2 separate regions of the Homo sapiens genome follow, and region 1 is linked to region 2. A link is a loop called in an ENCODE intact Hi-C map of the cell type or tissue named here. Cell type or tissue: dorsolateral prefrontal cortex. All regions are shown on one strand. Links, peaks and the distances in the headings refer to the core of each region. The heading gives the core; the rest is flanking DNA.

The links. A loop is a pair of places that touch in the nucleus more often than their neighbours do. Peaks named below come from ENCODE experiments on the same cell type or tissue, not always from the same donor. Only the 100,000 strongest peaks of a DNase experiment are listed, where the experiment ranks them.
Region 1: it touches region 2 in a loop (2.3-fold over the local background); 9 of 110 quality-filtered maps call a loop at or near these places.

The regions. Positions count from the first base shown.
Region 1 is chr4:107,972,968-107,984,101 of GRCh38, forward strand. LOC107986298 (a long non-coding RNA gene) reads right to left here and starts at 5,956. Exons shown (of 2, transcript XR_001741784.2): 1 at 5,753-5,956. In dorsolateral prefrontal cortex, for the core only: no CTCF peak of the experiment used is centred there; a DNase peak (open chromatin) is centred at 6,024; H3K4me3 peaks cover 2,783 bases; H3K27ac peaks cover 3,362 bases.
Region 2 is chr4:107,818,830-107,829,963 of GRCh38, forward strand. It overlaps SGMS2 (sphingomyelin synthase 2), which reads left to right and starts at 6,103. Exons shown (of 7, transcript NM_001375905.1): 1 at 6,103-6,424. RefSeq lists an enhancer at 8,321-9,520. In dorsolateral prefrontal cortex, for the core only: no CTCF peak of the experiment used is centred there; DNase peaks (open chromatin) are centred at 5,982 and 6,840; H3K4me3 peaks cover 2,232 bases; H3K27ac peaks cover 1,319 bases.

The DNA.
Region 1 (11,134 bases), core at 1,582-9,581, 150 kb after region 2:
GCTGTGTGAAGACAATTTAGACACCTCTGTGATTTCATCTTCAGCCAATCAATTGTTTCAGTTTCCCCACTACCTGCCTACCAATTTACCCTTAAAAACTTTACCCTCTGAATTATTGGAGAGACAGATTTGAGAAATTTCTCCCATTCCCCTCATTTGTCTGGCCCCACAATAATTAAACTCTTTCTTTGCTGCAATACTTGCTGTTCTCAGTGCATTGGTTTTTCTGAGCAGCAGGCAAGAAGAACCTGTCAGTCTATGACAACGATGGGACAATGAGGACTGAACCAGGAGTGTGGCACACTTCAGACCCAAGTCCTGCCCCTGCTTATAACTAGCTATGTGATCTCTTTGGTCTGTTTCTTCATCTATCAAAGATTAGAAAGATGATCTCTCAGATCTCTGTGTAGCTTTATTATTCCATTGTTACACCCTCCCTGCTGAGCATCTTGGCTGTGTCTGTAAACTAATAATCTAATGTCTCCGTTGTCCCCCAACTGCCATTTCCTCTGAAGCTCTCAGATGTAAGGAGTTAAAAAGTCTCTGGGTAACTCTCTCCTCTCTGCCTTTCTGCTACTTACCTACAGTGGCATGTCCAGGAGTAAATATAGATGGTGGAAAGAGGACTGCACTGGAAAACAAGGCACCTGGGCTGGAGCCCTGGTTCTGCAACTGCCTCTCTGTGTAACTTTTGGTAAGCACTCAACTTTCTTGGGCCTTAATTTTCCCTGCTGCCACAGACTAGAGTTCTTCTAGATCCATGGTTCTCATCTATGGCAGTATTTTAGAACCACTTGGGGTGTTTGATAAAAATACTGATGCCTAGATTTCACCCCAGGCCAATTAAATCAGAACCTTACCAGGGTTAGGCCTGAGCAGAAATAATTGCAAAAAGTGGCCAACGCTAAATAAAATTTATTTGTAAAAGCAAAGGGCCAAGAATAGTCAAAACAATCATGGTAGCAGATGTCAAGACTCCTTATAAAACTACAATAAGCAAGGCAGGGTAGCACTGGCACGAAGACAAATAGACCAATAGACCTACACACATAAGAGCACCTGATTTGTCACAAAGATGCCCCTGCAGTATGCTGGGGGAAAGAGTGGAAATTTCAATAAATGGTGCATATTAACTGCCTATCAGTAAAGGAATAAATGAACCCTGACTCCCTATCTCACACCATGTCTTAAAAACAATTCCTGACGGGTGATAGACCTACAAGTGAAAAGTAAAACACAGCATAGAAAATAACATAAAAATAACACAGAAAAGTCTCTTTACCATCTTGGGCTTGTGTGGTAGCCAGAGTCCAAGATGGCCCCTGATGATTCTTTATATGGTTCCCTCCCACACTGAATAACACTGACTTGTATAACCACTAGGCTATTGCAGAAATGATGTGCAGCTTTTGAAGCTAGGTCATAAAAAAACATTGTGGTTCCTGCCTTGCTCTTTTGGGTCACTTGCTCCAAGGGAAGCCAGCTGCTGTCACATGAGGACACACAAGCAGCCCTGTGGAGATGCTTACGTGACAAGGCACCAAGGCCTCCTGCTAACAGCCAGTAAGAATATGGTACATCCTGTCAACAGCCATGTACCATATGTGAGCAAGCCATCTCGAAAACAGACATTCCTGTTCCTGTCGAGCCTTTAGATGATTGCAGACTTAGACAACATTTTGACTATAGTTTCATGAAGAACCATTAGCTACAGCCACCCAGCTAAGTCACCCCTGATTCCTTGATCAAAACAAAGTGTGAGATTTTTTTTTTCTTTTTTTGACCACAAAGCTGTGGTAATTTGTCACACAGTAATATGGTTTGGCTGTGTCCCCACCCAAATCTCATCTTGAACTGTAGTTCCCATAATCCCCACGTGTCATGGGATGGACCTGGTGGGAGGTAACTGAATCATGGGGGCAGTTACCCCATGCTGTTCTCATGATAGTGAGTTCTCACAAGATCTCATGGTTTTATAAGGGGCTTTCCCCCCTTTTCTTGGCACTTCTCTTTCCTGCTGCCTTGTGAGGAAAGCGCCTTGCTTCCCCTTCACCTTCTGCCATGATTGTAAGTTTCCTGAGGCCTCCCCAGCCATCTGGAACTGTGAATCAATTAAACCTCTTTTCTTTATAAATTACCCAGTCTCAATTATTTCTTCATAGCAGCGGGAGAACAGACTAATACACAGGGTAATAGAGAACTAATGCATACTTCACTCAGCTGCCAGATTACTCTCTTTAAGGTACGGTTGTGCCCAGACCTTGGTTTCTAATACCATTTCCACTCAGAGGAACCAGAGCTTCTAAATGAAAATGGCTGTTTCTGGAGCTAGGTCAGAAGAGGTACAAGATGAGCCTTGTTATGTCCAAAAATCAGGAAGTGAGAAGATGGTGAGGAATCAAGAAGTGAGAAGATAGTGGGGAAATGTCACAAAGGAACCATCTTGGAGAGATTCCCACTGGCCAAATCTGGTTCAATTGGAAAATCAAAATAATTAAATAAATACAGTAATGAATTATATACCTTTGGAAAGACTAAGAATTCATGAGTACATATTGAAAATAAGTCTCTGAGTTGGTTCGGTGACCAGGGTCATACTTCCCAATACTTCACTCTTTCCACACAGAGAAATGAAGCACAACTCCAATAACAGGGTGAGGGTGCAAGTCAGGGACCACAGAAGTCACTACTGGGCTCCTGAAAGCCCAAGGCCACATTTGGGAAACGATCTGCACTTCTGGCAAAAGTGCAAGAGGGGCAGTGGTGGCCCCAGAAGAAATATTTTAATAAAGAAGATACACGAATGGCTAATAAGCACATAAAAATGCTCAACATCATTAGTAATTAGGGAAGAGAATTAAGTGTACCTTTTCACACACACTAGGATGGCTATAACAGATAAACAGAAAATAACAAGTGTTGGTGAAGATGTGGAGAAAAAGGAACTCATATATTGCTGGTGGTTATAAAATTTGTGTAGTCATTTTGGAAACAGTTTTGTAGTTTCTCAAAAAGTTAAACACAAAACTACCCAAGAGAAATGAAAATGTACGTCCAAGCTGGGTGCAGTGGTACATGTCTGTAATTCCAGCTACTCAGAAAGCTGAGGTGAGAGGACTGCTTGAGAGGAGTTGGAGACCAGCCTGGCCAACATAGCAAGACTCCTTGCTTGTGAATGTTCATAGCAGCATTATTCATAATTCCAAACTGGAACCAACCTCAATGTCTATCAACTGCTAAATGTATAGACAAAACTGGTAAAGCCATACAATGGAATACTATTCAGCAATAAAAAGTAACTAACAGCTGATACACGGTACATCATAAGGCCCCTTGAACTGAGGCATCAAATGCAAGAAGAGGTGGAAGCTATTTGAGTGAGGTGGGGGGGCAGGAAATAATAGGCTCAAATTTTGATAAGTTACGTTTGAAGTATCTGATAAGTATTTGAAGTATCAAGGAGAGGTGAGCAATAAACAATTAAAAATGGATGTTTGTGTTTGAGAAACAAGATTCTGCATGCCGGAAATCAGATGGTATAAACATATGACTCTTACAGTCTTCAGGTAGAACCATTGGGAATCACTGTGGGAAACTTGCAGCTCTGGGGTTTATTAGTAAGAATGTCCAAATATATTAATTGGCCTAATTTTTATGATAATATTACTATAACAGCAAAAGCTCCAAATCTAAACGTAGATAATGTTTACTGGAGAACATCTCCCTCCTTTTTTCCCCTCTAGAAGCAGGGGTACTGTCTAACAAGTATGGAATTGTGAAAAGCATGAGAGCCTTGAGGTCAGAGTGGGATAAAATCTGAGCCTGGTCAGTTATTACGTGAGCTACATTTAATAAATGGTTGAAATGCTCCAAACCTGTTTCTTCATTTTAGATGAGGATAGCACGAAAGCCTGAGGGTTGTTATGAAAAGGCAAAACAGCATGTAGTCAAGAACACGACCCCTGAAAACAAACTGTCCTGAATTTGAAGTCTGCCAGTGCCATTCATTAGCTGTGTGGCCTTGGCTAAGTTTCTGAACCTTTTTGGGCCTCAACGTTCTTACCCGTAAAAGATGGGTACCCTTAGCACCTACCACATAGGGTTATTGTGAGAATTTAATGAATGAATTCACATGTAGTACCCAGAATGGTGTAAAAATAGCAATGGGCTCAATAAATGCTGATATTACATGCAAAACCATTTAACCTAACTGAGTGGTATATAAAAATTGCTCAAAGGGATGGCCATCATTATTATCATTGTTTTTAAGGCTAGTGAATGGTTAGTTTTCATTGCATAAAACTTCATACCTGGAAATCCTAAGAAAACAAATCAGAAGGTATAATTTATGTGAAAGGCCACATTCTGTAGGTGGTTCCCCCCTTGGGTAGTAATGAATGTGTACTGCATGGTTCTCATTGTCCAACTTAGTGAGTCTTATGATCTCATGCAAGCATTTTGGAGACTGCTGGCTGAGGTTAGAAAAATAGTTCATTCTCAATAATTCAGAAATCCTTCCCTTCCCATAAAATAGAAAAAGAATCCTGACCTATACTCAATGAAACCCCAGAGCCACTAATACTTATGGTAAAATAGGCTATTGTCACCCTCTGTGTGCAAAATCTGTGTTTGGGGTGAAATGAACATTTCATCTCCTTAGCAAGAGTCCAAATAAATTCTCACCCAGATTGCAGAATATGCCTAAAACCCTGAATCAAGATTGCATAAGCTGTACTACACATCACCTTCTTTTTTCCAAAGGCAGCATTTTATACAAATGTTTGTTTTGCGTGTGTTTTGACTACTTCGATCCCAGGAATCCTATGCTTCGCAGTTTCTAGACTTTAATTTCAACTCGTTATTTTGGAAGGCCATAATGCTCTGTAAGTGGAATAAAGGTTTTCTAAGTAGAGGAGAAAATGGAGGTAGAAAGCACCTGGTATTACAACAACTGCTAGCATGATGAGAAAAACCAAGATATTTAAGGTCTGCCAGGATAAATTTTTTTTCTAAAAGCTCAAGAGCACAGAATTACTTGATAAGTTATTCAGTATTATTAGAGATTTTACTTTATATGTCTTATAAGTCATCCTGAGAGCATGTTTCAGTTTGCCATACAAATACATGATCATTCCCTTCTGAACTAATGATGTCTTAATTATGCAAATCATATGATTATTTCCTTGAAAACTCTGCTGACAAGAGTGGCAATGTCACCCATCTTTAATTTTGCAGTAGGTAAGCTTTTGATTGAACTTTCTGGACTTTGCTGTCATGCCACCCTGAGCAGCCACAGCCTCTGGTTTTCTGCCATATGAAATTTTTAAATTGCTCAACAAAACAGGAGAGGCAACATTAATTTTTCACTTTTTATCCATAAGCCAGAAATTATTAATTTCTCACAAATAGAAGGAAAATCCCAACTTACTCAATGAATCCCAACCCCAAATGCTCCTGGCTGTTAAAAAATCCTGTGCTTGGGTCGATGCATCTATCACCTGACAGTGTCAGTACTGTGTCAGCTCGACTCTCTCTGCCTGCCTACTTCATAAAGCTTGAAGACCAGAAAAGCATTGATATTTTTTGCCCACCACTGCTCTGTTGGAGGCAAAGGACCTACTTTACGCACTGCTTCTGCTGCACTCAGAGCCCACCATCATGTATGTTGTTAGATAATGCTTCTTTGATGTCTATTTTTTAAGTACTATAATTATCCATTTATAGTACAAAAATAAAAGTAGTCATTACTTACTCTGTTCTCTGTGCCAGCCCTTTCCTTTGCCAAAGCACTTGCTGTCTCTGAGTTGGTTTGGTGACCAGGGTCATATTTCCCAATACTTCACTCTTTCCACACAGAGAAATGAAGCACAACTCCAATAATAGGGTGAGGGTGCAAGTCAGGGACCACAGAAGTCACTACTGGGCTCCTGAAAACCCAAGGCCACATTTGGGAAATGATTTGCACTTCTGGCAAAAGAAGAATGATTCTATTGTAACTGTCATCTGATCAGCACTAGGCAGGAGGAGGGGCAGTGGTGGCCCTCCCACTTTAGAAGATGGTAAGTGGTGTTAGACTATTAGTAGAAAACAGCTGGAATGTTGTTTGTCCAACTATTTCTTTTGAGAGATGACATTGGAGCCAAAGGAGGGTGTTTGTAGAAGGTCATACGGCACACTAGTGACTATGCCAGGACACTGAATTCTGGCTACAGTGCTCCTTTCTTTACATCACTTTTTGTTTTGTTTTGTTTGAGACAGGGTCTCACGCTATCACCCAGGCTGGAGTGCAGTGGCATGATCACAGCTGACTGTTGCCTTGACCTTCCTGGACTCAGGTGATCCTCCCATTGCAGCCTCCCTAGTAGCTGGGACTACAGGCAAGCACCACCATGTCCAGCTAATTTTTTTTTTTTTTTTGTAGAAACAGGGTTTTACCATGTTGCCCAGGCTGGTCTCAAACTCCTGGGCCCAAGTGATCTGTCCACCTTGGCCTCTCAAAGTGCTGGGATTATAGGCATGAGCCACTGCACCTGGCCACATCACATCTTTACATACTATAGATACCTCAGATTTGAGAATTGTTAAAAAAAAAATACTGCAGCAGTATTGTGGACTGAATGTTTGTGTCCTCTCAAAATTCTTATGTTGAATCCTAATGTGAAGATATCTGGAGGTGAGCCTTAGGGAGGTGATTAGGTCATGAGGGCAGGCTCTCATGAATGGGATTAGACCTTATAAAAGAGACCCCAGAGAGCTAGCTCCCTTGTCCCTTCTATCACGTGAGGTTACAATGAGAAGGAGTCATCTGTGAACCAGGAAGGAGGATGAATCTGCTTGTGCCTTGATCTGGACTTCCAAGCCTCCAGAATTGTGAGAAATAAATTTCTATTGTTTATAACCCACCAAACTAGTGGTATTTTGTTATAGCATCCCAAGTAGACTAAGACAAGTGGCTATTTTTTCTTTCCCAAGGAAAATAATTACAGATCTGAAAATGTACCATTCTGAAGCATCACTGCTGTCCATTACACACAAATTTCATTAAAAAATATATGACAACACTGTAATTAGACTATGTTCGGCCTTGGATTGACACAAGTTGTAAATGAGGACTAAAAACCCACCTAATCATCCTCCCAATCTATCATCCTAGCTTCATCTCTAACCACACCTAATTCCTCACCCCCTTTTCCTGTTGCTTTAATTTCTCATGCTTCTGCCTTTGAATTTGTTGCTTCCTCTGAAGCAAATTCTCTGTTCTTCATAAATTGACTCATGCTTCAAGTTACTAAGTTTGTCTATGCAATCTTCATTTTTCATTTATACCCTATAGGTTTTTGCATTTGCTACAGTCTAGCACTTAACAGATTTTATTATTTGAACCTAACACTTTCTCTTCAGCCAGTAGTGATCTCCCAAGCCTAACATGGGGCTCAACAACAGTGCTTTCTGAAATTTTTTTTACAGAATTATATATAAAGATGAGATCAAAGCAAAAAAAAAGTGAACACAGGATCCACTATGACAGTTACTTCTAGTAGGCGGAGGACTTCTTTGATGTTCGTGGGTCTTTATTATATACTATTAAATTAAATATGGCCTAAAGTTCTCTCCATACGTAGTAAACTGTAACCTATCTTAATATGTAAACAAACTACAATCTAACTTGAGAGTATATTCTTGTAACAAGTAGCTAGGTCTCAGCCAATCATAGCAACTGAGATTTCAGCCAATTACAGGCTGCAACTGCTCAGACCATGATAAAATAAGGCAGATAAACAGTTGTAACAAATCAGGTTATTTCTATATGTCACTTTCTTTTTCTGTCTATAAATACTACCTATCCACTATTGCTGGGTGAAGCTCTCTGAATTGTTACTGGTTCAAGGTGCTACCCAATTCATGAACCACTTCTTTGCTCAAATAAACTCTACTAAATTTTATTTGTCTAAAGTATTTATTTTAATAGATTGGTGTCAGAAGTGGGACCCAAAGCAGACCTCCAGGGACACACAGGAGCACGGTATGGCCAAGTGAAGGTACCCACCAGGGATTATGTGCCCACTCATCTCTCACAGCAACTGGGATCATGGCAGAGTTCTCTCTTAAATTCAAGCTCTATGAATTTTTGTTTTGACCTCTCTGACTTTATTTGAGCAATTTTAGTGGAGTGGATCTGGGATGTGATTGGATCTAAGTAACTGAATTGGATCCAGTCAGAGGCTTGAGGTCAGTATCTTTTGAAAATAGGTTTCTCCAAATTAAAAAAAAAAAAAAAAAGTCTGGGATTCCAGCCAGGCACTCATGCCTGTAATCCCAGCACTTTGGGAGGCTGAGGCATGCAGATCACCTGAGGTTAGGAGTTCGAGACCAGCCTGCCCAATATGGTGAAACCATATCTCTACTAAAATTATAAAAATTAGCCAGGCATGGTGGCAGGCGACTTTAATCCCAGCTACCTGGGAGGCTAAGGCAGGAGAATCACTTGAACCCAGGAGGCAGAGGTTGCAGTGAGCCTAGATTGTGCCACTACACTTCAGCCTAGGTGACAGTGCAAAACTCCCTCAAAAAAAAAAAAAAAAGAAAAGAAAAGAAAAAGAAAAGTCTGGGATTCCAAGAATCTGGGACTCCACTTTTTGGTATGCCAGCTAACTTTATGCACAAAAATTATGGGCCTAGAACCTGTGAGTTTTTGAAAAAAATGTCCCTTACTAGGACAACTTAGAATTATAGTTGTTACAATGGGGAAATTTTAACATACATAAAATTGTTCATTTGCAGGGGCATTAAAAAAAGAATCCAAAATGCCACAAAGCAATGGGATATATTTTTAAATTGGTATGTACAGGCATCTAAAGCAGCAAATAAAGCAAAGATTGCCTCTTTATAAGGTTGCTTACAGAAAACAAATGAAAAAAATCTTAAATATCTTTTTCACAAATACTATTTAAAAGCTTTACCCATGGGGGCAGGAAATCTTATTCTATTGGCCAGGAAAACAATTCTGGTTCAGATATTTTTTAATAAATTACTGAGTTTTATATTATTGTGCACCTGGCAAATGGCTAAAAATTTTAAATGAAAGCTATAGAAGATCTGTATCTGCTTATACGTTTATGGACAGATCTGTATGTATGACACATGTGTGATATTTTTGTATCTCCTTATGATATTGCCAAAATTGAATTGAAAAAGTGCTCTATTTATTTGGGTTTTTCAAAAATAAGTGCTAATATAAATGAAGTATTCACTCAGAAAATTAAGAACTAAAATGCTTTTCAAATTCACATTACTTGGGTGATCTTGGTAAATAAGAATCTTGTTGATTTCATTAAAACAGTCATGTCTTCAGAATTTTCAGCATTAAATATAATACAGGCACATAACTTTTCCTACCTAGGTTCACTGGTAAAATAAACTTATGTTACCTCTATATTGCAAAATATGTCAGCAAGAGAAATAACTTAGATGATGACTAGCTGCTTACTGTCTCATCTTTATAAACAATCTATGCATAATTGTTAAAAATAAGTGAGTTAAACAGATGTAAGATAAAATTTCCATGTAAAACAGTCCTTCCTATATTAGAAGGTCTTAACATTCTTATCAAGATGGAAAACTGAACTTGAGGGAAATCTGTACAAACCACAATTTAATTCTTAGGCCTAGCATTAAAAAAAGAAAACCTAGGAGGCTAGAGATGAAATTTTGTCTCCTCTACAGCTTCTTATTACTGATACACTAAAGATATTTGTAATTGTTACAAACATGTTCTAGGCGACACTGATGAATTGTACTATAAGAAAGCATATGCTTCTAGAAGTAATGATTGATGGATTTGCCAAGGTACAGATGAGTGATGTGGCAGTTCCATGGGTGATGTGACAGTTCACAATTGCTTGCTTTGTAGTGTTCAGTGGCAGTTAAGGTCACTAAGGATTAAGAATTCTAATTGTGGCTGGGCATGGTGGCTCACGCCTGTAATCCCAGCACTTTGGGAGGCTAAGGCAGGTAGATCATGAGGTCAGGAGTTCGAGACCAGCCTGGCCAATATGGTGACACCTCATCTGTACTAAAAATACAAAAATTAGCTGGGCATGGTGGCACATGCCTGTAGTCCCAGCTACTCTGGAGCCTGAGGCAGGAGAATCACTTGAACCTGGGAGGCAGAGGTTGCAGTGATCCGAGATTGCACCACTGCACTTAAGCCTGGGCGACAGAGCGAGACTCCATCTCAAATTAAAAAAAAATTCTAATTAATATATTTTATTTAATATATAGAATTATTAGAAATAGAGAAAAACTCTATATGCAAGTGTATCAGGAAGTTAAGATGTGCTCTGGTTAAGAAAAAGTTATAAGGTATGAGAATTTTTTTGTTAAGGGAAAAAAAGAGTAACTTTTGTCCTCAAATAGAATGACTGGTTGTTCCAAAATGTGAAGAGGAAAAGTACAGGACAAAAACTGAACAGATAAGGAAGTTGTAGAAGTTTTCTGGAAGATGAATCTTATAAATGGAGTTTTATGTGTGATTAAGCTGGCTAATATTAGAAGAAAATTATTTGAGTTTCTCCAAAAGTTGAGCATTAATATCAAAAGTACACTGATGCAAAACTAGAATGTAGTCCTCTCTGTTAAAACAATAAGGTTTTCTTGAATTGTTGGCCTGCTCTTGATAGGAAATTATGAAAAGTTTTTCTTTACTTTTTATATAATTGGCCTAGGAAGCAAAGATTCTGTATTTTACCAAGATAATTTCCTGTGCTTCATGTTGCCTTTATTGGGTTTTTGATCACTTATGAAAACTGAGTCCGCTTTATTAAAAAATGTAATTTACAACTCTGCAACTCTCTGTATTTGCCTTTGAAGTCTTTAAATTACCACTCTGATTAAATGAATGATTATTGTTCACAGTGACTTGTGATCCTTTTTTGATCAAATGTTTTAAACCTTTGATATTTTTTATAAACTTTCCAAAATAAAATTCTAAATTAAGTCTTTTCTTGAAATTGAATTAACTTTGAGATTTTCCATATGCACCTTCAGAATATCTCAAAAGGATATCTCTTGTTATAGAAAGAGACATATTAAAGTAATTGGACTGATCTGATATATTAAATTATATGGAAAGGAT
Region 2 (11,134 bases), core at 1,788-9,787:
CTTCGTCCTGCACCTGGAAGCAACTAGATTCTGCTAACAACTTGAATGAGTTTGGAAGCTTGCCAGAGTCCCCTAATGAGAGCCCAACTGGCCAACACCTTGATGTCAGCCTCATGAAACTCAGAAAAGAGAAACCAGCAGAGAAGTCTATAGAACTTCTGACTTGCAGAACTGTGAGATAATACATTGGTGTTGGTTTAGGCTGGTAAATTTGTCATTCATTTGGTATAGCAGCAATCGAAAACTGACCCATGTCTCCTAACAGAAAAATTGAAGCATCAAAAGGAACTTTTTCTTTTATTTTTTTGAGACAGGGTCTGGTTCTGTCACCCAATCTGGAGTATAGTGGCACAATCTTGGCTCACTGCAACCCCCATCTCCCCGACTCCAGCCATCCTCCCACCTCAGCCTCCCAAGTAGCTGTAGGCATTCGTTCCATACCTGGCTCATTTTTGTGTTTTTTGTAGACATGGGCTTTCACCATGTTGCCCAGGCTGGTCTTGAATTCCTGGCCTCAAGCATCCGCCCACCTTGGCCTCCCAAAGTGCTGGGATTACAGGTGTGAAAAGAACCTTTTCAACTTTGTACAAGCAGCCTATGAACACAGATGCACCACTCCCATGCTTTTCTTTTCCCTTCCTCTCCCTTGTTGTTTTGGAGGAGTTGTTCCCTCTAATCTTTCAGGCTATTACTTCCATCTGTGTTCAGATGCTATTTCCTCCTGACTTCTCATGAACCTCAACTCCTCACTAACCTCTCCATTACCTCTTTCCTTATGTCCTTTACAGATTCCTTCCCATCAGTGGTCCATCAATTTTAGAACATTTTCATCAGTCTAGAGAAAACCCTGTACCCATTAGTAGTCACTCTTCATTTCTCACCAACCCAAATTATATTTTAACAAACTTATTCTGGGAATGCTTTAGCATCCCTCTTGTTTATTTATGAGACACGGTCTTGCACTGTTGCCCAGGCTGGAGTGCAGTGGCACTATTACAGCTCATTGCAGCCTCAATCTCCTGGGCTCAAGCGATCTTCCCACCTCAGCCTCCTAAGTAGCTAAGGCTACAGGTGTGTGTCACTATACCTGTCTATTTTTTTTTTAATTGTAGAGATGGGAAGGTGGGTTCTCGAACTGCTAGGCTCAAGTAATCCTCCACCTTAGCCTGTCAAAGAGTTGGGATTACATGTGTAAGCCACTGTGCCAGGTGTGCACCCTTTACTGACCAGCTGTCCAGGAAGCCAACTCACAGGTTCTCTGCTGAACCAGCTCTTCCTCACCCTACTCAATCAGAATTCCACATCTCCATAGCATAAGCAAACTCCCTCTGGTTAAGGTCAACAAAGACCTCAATGTCACCAAACCCAATGGACATTTTCTAGTCTCTATTTCACTTGCTGTCTCAGGAACATTTGATATAAATGGCATCTCATCTTTCTCAAAAAGAGGCTTTTCGTTGGCTTCCTTGTCACCACATTCTCCTGGTTTTCTTCTCTCTCTGGACCTGTATTTGTAGCCTCATTTGCGATGTTTTCCTACTTTACCTAAACTATAATGGGTTTTCCCTTGGACATCTTCTCACTCTCTAATATTTCCAGACAATCTCGGTTGATTTTCCGTGGAATCCTTTACTATTACATGCTGGCTATTCTCAAATTTGTATCTCCAGTCCATGCCTCTTTTTCTGAGTTCCAGACTAGTATCATCAGCTGCTCACTTTTCATTTATACATCTCACACCTCAAACTCATCAAGTTTGAAACTCATCATTTGCCCCCCAAAAGCTGCTGCTGTCTCAGCACTCCCTGTCTTGGTAAAGGGCACCACCATCCACCAAAGAGCTCAAACCAAAAAAAATATAGAAGTCATCTTTGGCTTCATCCTCATATCCCAACTGATCTGCAAATCCTGCAATAAACATCCTCATGCAAAATTAAAAAAAGAAAAACCTTTCAATTCCTGAGACATATGTTCGTTTAGAAGGTAACATGGTGATTCTTTTTCTTTTTCTTTTTTATTTTCTTTTGAGACAGAGTCTCGCTCTGTTGCCTAGGCTGGAGTGCAGTGAAAGGATCTTAGCTCATTGCAAACTCCCCCTCCCAGGGTCCAGCGATTTTCATGCCTCAGCCTCCTGAGTAGCTGGGATTACAGGCATGTGCTACCATGCCTGGCTAATTTTTTGTATTTTTAGTATAGACGGGGTTTCACTATGTTGGCCAGGTTGGTCTTGAACTCCTGGCCTGACGTGATCTGCCTGCCTTGGCCTCCCAAAGTGCTAGGATTATAGCCATGAGCCACTGTGCCCGGACCATGGAGATTCTTAGATAAACAGCCATGGGCACAAAGTAGGAATTCAATACAAATTTGTGGGTTGAGCAAATGACTTTAGATATGTTCAGATTCGAGTTACTGTAAGAGGAAATAAGTACTATAGATCTACATGTTTTCCTAAATCAGTATGTTTTATCAAATCAAAGAAATACCTGTAAAACTTGATTTATGCTGCCTTGGAGAAAACAATGGACAAGAACACACTTATCTATCATCCATTTCTCTCCCTTGAAACACTCAGTGCCATTATTTTTGAAAGGTGATGAATTGCAAATTTTGTCACTTTTCATACATGGTAAGAACAAAAGGTGCAGTTAAAAAACAAAAAAAAAATCATCTTTCTGTGAAAAGGATGTTACTATTTCTTAAAACATAGAAATTAAGATGAGTAATTTGCTTTCTCATATGTTGATAATGAATAGATTGAAAAAACTTCGTATCATCCATTATCAATTATATTATTTAATATATGTACTTGGGGATATTTAAATGGTATAATAAAATGACCTAATTACTTATTTCACAATATTTAAACTGAGGCACAATAGTAACCACTAATTCAAAACTACCCATTCAACAGCCTTCCACACAGAGGCTTATGAGGGAACTACAGGGTTTATATCAGCCAACAGTGCAGGCAGAACTGCAAGCTTTGTTTGGAGCTTTTTGACTTTATCCATGTACACAGGCCAAAAAGCCCACAATATCAATTGAGATCTGTAGAAAATTGTATTTAGACTTATCCCATAATGTCCAAATATTTGGATCATGAAGTAGGGAGTAGGTGGGATATTCACGCAAACTTACTTATAGATGGCTATACATTTGAATCTAGTCATTCAGTGTTACCAATGGATAGGACACCCATGCTTCTGAATTAGCTCTGTGATTGTCTATAAAAACTGCTGATTTGAATTTTGACTGCATCCTAGCAAACCAATCCATTTGCTATTGCCTTCTGGGCAAAATGCCTGGGCTTTGTAAATTTGAAAATGAGCTCCTTATTGAAGGGGAAAAATAAACCCCAGGACAATAACTTTCGATTGGTGGTCTCCTCTGGGTTCTAACCTTTAAAAGTAGCTCTAAAAGAGTCCATTTTCCACAACAATGATGTTGAGCCCTTGGTTAATTTTAGGAGCATTTTCATTTGGGGGAAACTTCTGTATTGTGACAACATCTTTTTTTGGTTTTATATTTTAAAAATTTGGGGGGACCGGGCACAGTGGCTCATGTCTGTAAATCCCAGCACTTTGCGAGGCCGAGAAGGGTGGATCGCAAGGTCAAGAGTTCGAGAACAGCCTGACTAACATGTTGAGACCCTGTCTCTGCTAAAAATACAAAAATTAGCCAGGGTTGGTGGCACACACCTGTAATCCCAGCTACTCGGGAGGCTGAGGCAGGAGAATTGCTTGAACCCAGGAGGTGGAGGTTGCAGTGAGCTGAGATTAAGCCACTGCACTCCAGCCCAGGCGACAGAGCAAGACTCCATCTCAAAAAAATTTTTTTAAATTTAATTTTTGTAGGTACATAGTAGGTATATTTATGGGGTACACACAATATTTTGATATAGGCACATAATGCATAATAATCACATCAGAGTAAATGGGATATCTACCATCTCAAACATTTATCCTTTCTTTATGTTACAAACCAATTATATTCTTAGTTATTTTAAAATGCACAATTACTGTTGCCTGTAGTTGCCCTGTTTTGCTATCAAATACTATACCTTATTCATTCTATCTAACTATATATATATTTTTTACCCATTACCCATCCCCCCTACCCTTCCCAGCCTCTGGTAACCATCATTCTACTGTCTCCATGAGTTCAATTGTTTTAAATGTTAGCTCCCATGAATAAGTGAGAACATGTGAAATTTGTCTTTCTGTGCCTGGCTTATTTCACTTAACATAATGACCTCTAGTTCCATCTATGTTGTTGCAAATGCCAGGATCTCATTCTTTGTTATGGCTGAATAGTACTCCATGGGTATATGTAACGATTTATCCATTCATCTGTTGATGGACACTTAGGTTGCTTCCAAACCTTGGCTATTGTGAGTAGTGCTGCAATAAACATAGGAGTGCAGGTATCTCTTTGATACACTGATTTCCTTTTTTGGGCATATATACCTAGCAGTGAGATTGCTAGGTCATACGGTATCTCTATTTTTAGTTTTATGAGGAACTTCCATACTGTTCTCCATAGTGGTTATACTTTTTACATTCCCACAAACACAAGGGTTCCTTTTTTTTTCCACAACCTCGCCAGTATTTATTGCCTGAGCACCTTTTCATATACCTGTTTGCTATTTGTATGTCTTCTTTTGAGAAATGTCTATTCAAATCTTTTGCCCATTTATTACTCGGACTATTAGATTTTTTTTTCCTATAGAGTTGTTGGAGCTCCTCATATATTCTGGTTATTAATCCCTTGTCAGATGGATAGTTCCCATTCTGTGGGTTGTCTCTTCAGTTTGTTTCCTTTGCTGTGCAGAAGCTTTTTAGCTTAATATGATCCCATTTGTCCATTTTCTTTGGTTGCCTGTACTGTGACGACATCTTGAAGTTGCGAGTTTGGGGATTGCCTGCCTTGTATATTCTTTTCTGTTACCATCATCTTTAATAGCCACAAATGACTGTTGACCCACATGATATCTGCACTAGAAACCCAAAGATTCCCGTCATTATTTTTGTTGATTATATGGAAGCACCCATAAACCAGCGCAAATCCTAAACATAATTATCTTGTCCAGAAGGAGACATTAATGTAAAACTTATGTCAAGAAAGATTTAGCCACATTCCCTCGGATTGGTCATTCCTAGTTAGAGTCCTTGAGGCTGCCATCGTTTACTTTGAAAACTGCCCAGCAGGTGTATGAATAGCAACTCCAGGACAATGTAGAACCATTACCATTTTAAAGACAGCAATCCCCCTTTTAAAAAACTACTGAGGCCTTCGAAGAAACCACACGGCTGCCTTGGGCCCCAAAAGCTGCGGAAAAGCGCAGTATTCAGTTAAGCAAATAACTACTTACACTGTTTATTTTGGTTACGATTCCTTAAGTGAGAAGTAAATCAATTAACAGGACAAATGACACGATGGTTAGGCACGAAAGGGACAGTGCTGCCACCTCATTAGCTTGGAGCAACCTTCCAGCTCATACCATGCGGACTGATGACTAACCTTGCCAGGCAACGCTGTGAGGTTTGGAAACCCACCTCTTTGACCTAGGCCCGGTCAACACCGATAAACCCTCTGAATCAACGCTGGCGCTCCCAAGCCCACTCACACGCCGTCAGGAAGCAGTTTCCGAAACAGGCCGGGTGCGGGGGTGGGGGATCCCGTTCCAGCCCCACCCCTGAAAGTTGCTGGGAGTGGCACCCAAAGAACTTTCCCAGATTGATCTCTGTTGCCGCTCAGGGAGGTCAGCTCCAGGCCCTCAGCCTTTCGGCCGGGAGCCAAACTGCCCTGCCTGCCAAGCCCCTCCTTCTCTGCACCTTAAACAGCCGCGAGGGGAGAGTCGGCTGGGATTTTCTTCTTAAGAAGTCGCGCAGGTTTTTCGAGCTCCACTCTGCGCCAGGAGAGCCACGGCAGCAGGAACGGGCACTGCTGCCACCGGGCCGACGGGTGAGTCACTGTTTGGAAATGGAGTGGGCGGGCGAGGGTGTGAGAGAATGAATGATGTCAAGAGCGCGCTGGGCGCAGGGCGCAGGGAGCGGGCCGCGCGCGGCGGGCGGGGAGAGCGGGCGCGGGGCCGCGGTCAACACTGAGCGCCGCGCCGTGGGCCGAGTGGGGCGGGGAGACCCAGCCCTCGGCGCGCACGGAGCCTGGCCGGTGCTGCAGCGCCGCCGAGTGCGGCCTCGGGGGCGGCGGCCGCGGGAGGGACCCGGAGAGCTGCTTCCCCTAGTCAGGCCGCGGCGTGGGAGGGCGAGACCCCGAGCAAACTTTCTAGCGGCTTCGGCCCGAGGGTGGTGACGCCCGGGGCTGGTCGCGGCGGCTGCGGCAGCGGGCTCCATCCCCTGGCAAATCCCCTTCCCGGGAGCAAGTGCCTTCAGCTGGGAGTGTCTGGAGCCCTGGCCACCAGCGGGTAAGGAGCGCGCGGAGGGGCCAGGAGGAGGATGGGCTGGGGAGCGGAGAGTCCTCCGAAGCGCGGGAGGGGAAAGGTGGATTGCGAAGCGGGGACGTGGCTCTAATCCGGCCCCCACCCTCCCCGCCCAGGGCATGCTTCCTCGATTTTGTGGTCTGGAGGAGAGATGTGTGCCTTAGTCTCCTTCCTCTGAGCAGTCATCTCATTCATTTGCAACCCATTTCGGGTACCCCGGTCCTGGCGTTGGAAGGGCACAGGTTAAACCCCAGATTGTCCAGAACCACTCCGGAGGTCAGGGCTGAAGTTCAGTTGGTGGAGGAGGGACTGTGTGTGTGTGTTTGTGTGTGTGGTTTTTCTTTTCTTTCTCTTTTTTTTTTTTTTTTTTTTTGAGAGGCACTTACTGATGATGTGTGAACAGTAACAGCCCAGCTCTGGGCAGCCCACACCGAAACCCTTCAACGTGTGGCATTCCAGAGCTGCTCCCTTTACGGAAGGGAAGACTTGGTTTCTCAGCGAAAATAAGGGGCGGGGAACCCCTGTCAACATCCATCCAGAGGTATGGATAATCATTAATTATCCACGGCTTGAAACCAACTCAAAATGTTATGTCCTGTAGTCTTTTTTATTTATTAATGTTGCCGGTCCTCTATTTCAAGTCTTGCCTGCTCTGAAATGACCTTAAAATCATTTTGACATGTGTGTTATATTTTGAAGAGATTCAACTGTTTAGTGTCACTGGATTCGGCGTGGGTTTTCAATCTGTACCTAACTTTTCAAATCCTTGGTTTCATTACCAGTCTCCTCTATTAACGGTGGGTGCTCAGGCACATTAAACATTCTGAACCAGTAAAATGGGATTATAGCTACTTCAGATAATAAGGTGGATTAAATAAGGATTAATAATGAGGATAATAATGAGGATTAAAGCGCAAAAGACTTCTCATAATGTCTGGTACAAAGCAGACCCCAACAAATTATAGCTGTTTATATATAAATAATAGTGTGTTGCAGCTGGCTTAGGTAATAACCAATTAATTTCCACAGAATGTCCTCCTTATAAGCCTGGTGGGCCGAGGGTTAGCATGTGAAATCCTTTGGCAAGTTCCTTAGATTGGGAAGTGATGTTTTCAGCAAGTTAAACATTTTTAGTACGGATACCTGAGAAGGTTATGGTTTCCATCCTGTGTCATGGGAACTGCCATTTACTGTTTAAACAATGTCAGAGCAATGGCTGAAAGTGACAACCTGGAATTTACAGGAAGAAAGGACGTGAGGAAGCTAACTTTACCTTTACCTTTTTTTTTTCCTAAAGAAGCAGTGCAAGCAGTGCAAAATTTCCTCTTTATGGCCCTTTCCTTGGTCTTCTAATGTTCTTACTTCACAATAGTCTGGTTGAAGTGTTTTTTTTTTTAACAAGTTAATGTTTAATTTGGTTCCTTTGGTTTCATTTTTAAGTAAAGCTAGTTGACTTGTGAACCTAGAGGGAAACACTTGGACACCTTGAGGTGGCTGCACCTTGTTCTGAGTTTCTCCCCTCGCAGAATCTCATAAAAGCCCTAGGAAATGTTTGGAAGAAACTTTAGCACTTGTGCACGTTATTGAAGACATTTGCTCTTACCATAACTATAACAACTTACAGGGTGAAAGATCTGGGAGCTGTCCTACGACAGTACCGTGTAGTGAGATCATGGACATGGGAATCCAGGAGACCTGAGGCTCTCTGAGCTGTGTTCCTTTGAGCAAGTTTACTTAAACTCTTTGGGATTTTTGTGGGACTTTAAACAAAATATAGGGGAAAAATAGAAATAATCTTAGAACTATTAAAATAGACAATGGAGTATCAGTGAGAACTTTTTTTAAAAGTGATGCTTTGAGGTGAGATGTTTCTTTTTTAAAGGAATAATTACTGAGAGTTTTGGACAGTTTTAGACTAAACAATGACTTACCCACCTTTAGCGTGTTGTCTCAATGGAGAAATTGAAGGCTTTGTCTTGAACTACTAGTATCAGATATTTATTTGCTTAACGTTTAGTATGCAACAACTACATAACAGCCACTGTGCTAGGGGCCAGCAATGCAAACGAAGGAGATAGTTGCTACCCCAAAGCTTATAGTCCAGTAGAGACCTCAGGCTGTGATTATCAAGAGGGGAAAAAAGGAGTCAAAAAAGGAGAGTGCTGGGGACTTGGGAAGAGACAAGAAGTGATTAGGCCGTCATAGGCTGCCTCCCACTGATAATAAGAGATCTGGTGGCATTCTGAATGGTCTTGAATAGGGGCTCGTAAATTCTTTATGAGGCCGAATAATAAAAGTATGCCTTGCTTTACACAGTAAAATATTACGGACAAGTGATAGCTCTTCAGTTTAAATAATTTTAAATATTCAAAGCAAGCTTGTTTAAATGAAATCTGAAGGGTCAGCTCAGCTCAACTGAGATATATTTGCTGTGTGGCTGGGTGCAGTGGCTCACACCTGTAATTCCAGCACTTTGGGAGGCCGAGGCAGGCAGATCACTTGACGTCAGAAGTTCAAGAGCAGCCTGGCCAATATGGTAAAACTCCATCTCTACTAAAAATAGAAAAATTAGCCGGGCATGTTGGTGCTCGCCTGTAGTCCCAGATACTCGGGAGGCTGACGCAGGAGAATCGCTTGAACCTGGGAGGTGGAGGTTGCAGTGAGCTGAGATTGCGTCACTGCACTCCAGCCTGGGTGACAGAGCTAGACTCTGTCTCAAAACAAAACAAAACAAAACAAAAAAAGATTTATTTGCTGTGAACAAAACACTATGGTAGATTTTTAAGAGGATTATCCTTGTATGAGTATTCCAACTTATTAGTTTTCCCCATATTATAAGTAATGTGTTACTTATGGAAATTTATAAGTATAGGCAAAACAAATCAGCCATAATCTCACCACCCAGAAAATCATTTAACATTTCTATCTGCCCCCTCTTTATATTTTGCCCCTATGCACAGATAACACAAACAGCTAACGAGTATTGATCTTACTATGGGCCAGGCAACGTGACAGTTGCTTTATACATCAAATCTCTTGTAATCCCCACTCCAACCCGGTGAGGTAGGTACTCTTATTACCTTCTTTTACTGAGGATACAACTGTTTTAGGGAAATTAAGTAACTTTCCTGAAGTTGCAGCAGCTGAAATTTATCTCTACAAAAATGGGTTCATTCTCTATGTTCCAACTTACGTTTTCTCTCCTCATCCAAACATGGACAACTGTATGTCACTAACATACTCTTACACAGCATCATTTTTAGTTTTCTGTTTTGTGGCTGTGTCTCAACCAGTCCCCTATCGCTGAACACTTAGTTTGTTGCCAGTGTTCACTATTTTAAGCAGCTCTGCATTAAATCTTTCTAGCTATGTCTGTGTACACATTCTTGATTATTTCAGTTATTTTGCATTTTAAAAAGTGAAACATAATGTTTAATTTAGCTGCCCTTTTTTCTAAACTGTATTCAGAATTAGAGAACTTTTCCCTGTCTCTTTAATTTAAAATTTCAGAGTCTTAATTTCTGCGTTCCTTTAGCATATCTCATAAGATTTCAGCAATAGGATCAACCTTCTCTATGGAGTCGCACAGTGGAGCAGTAGCTCATTATGCAAGGAATTTATCTGTTGAAACGGGAACATACAAACTTTCTTAAAGTACTGTTTGTGTGTGTTATTTTTATTAGCCATGAAGCTAAATGTCTTTTTTGGGGAAGTATAGCAGAATGGAGAGGTGCTAATTTTGCCAAGGAGCTCTCTGAAGGACATTCTACTTCTACACTTTGATGAAGCATTAGAACCCAGTGAGACAGATGAATTAAATACTTTCAGGTGTTGCATTTAGCAGACTTATCACTACCTTTAGAATAAGTTCCATCCATTTTAAATAGGTCACCTGTTTTTTAAAACATTACACATTTGTTGTTTGACATTTTGGGGCTGATTTAATGAAAGTGCGAGAAATTTCTATTAGTTTATTTTTATTATAAATATAAAGCATTTCTTGAAACATTCTCAAGTTTTACAATAATATCACATCTTTGCTACTCTGAGTCAAAATTTTAGTTTTTCATTCACTTTTCTATTTTGATTTCCAGTGTTAATTTATCTTTAAGGTTTTGATAAAGGATGTTAGAATATGAGTAGTGTTCATTTCAGCCACTTCATACAGATACCCAGATCAGTTCACTTTATTAATTTCTAACAATGACTTGTAATTCAAAGCAAAGTTTAAAGAAATAGCTAATAGAATTAAAGTCAAATCAGATAATGAGTTATTTTATAATTGGTTTCCCCTCTATTGACAAACCCCTATACAATTTGAAATTCAGCCTTATAATTTTGTGTTTGTGTTTATTTAAATTGATATCTCGCTTAAAGCTTTCAAACTAAACTTGTGCAACTAACTGAATTATTTCTTTTATATGTACAGTCTTTCCTTTCACTATACCCCATTTACTATTTATATTATTATTCTTTTATTTTTTTAAATTGAGACAGAGTCTTGCTATGTTGCCCAGGCTGGTCTTGAATGCCTGGACTCAAGCGATCCTCCCACCTCAGCCTTCCAACGTGGTGAATAACAGGCATGAGCCACCCTTGTCAGCCATGCAATTCCTTTATTTTTCCTTCCAGCTTTTATTTTGGGTGTGCAGGTTTGTTACATGGGTAAATTATGTGTCACAGGGGTTTGATGTA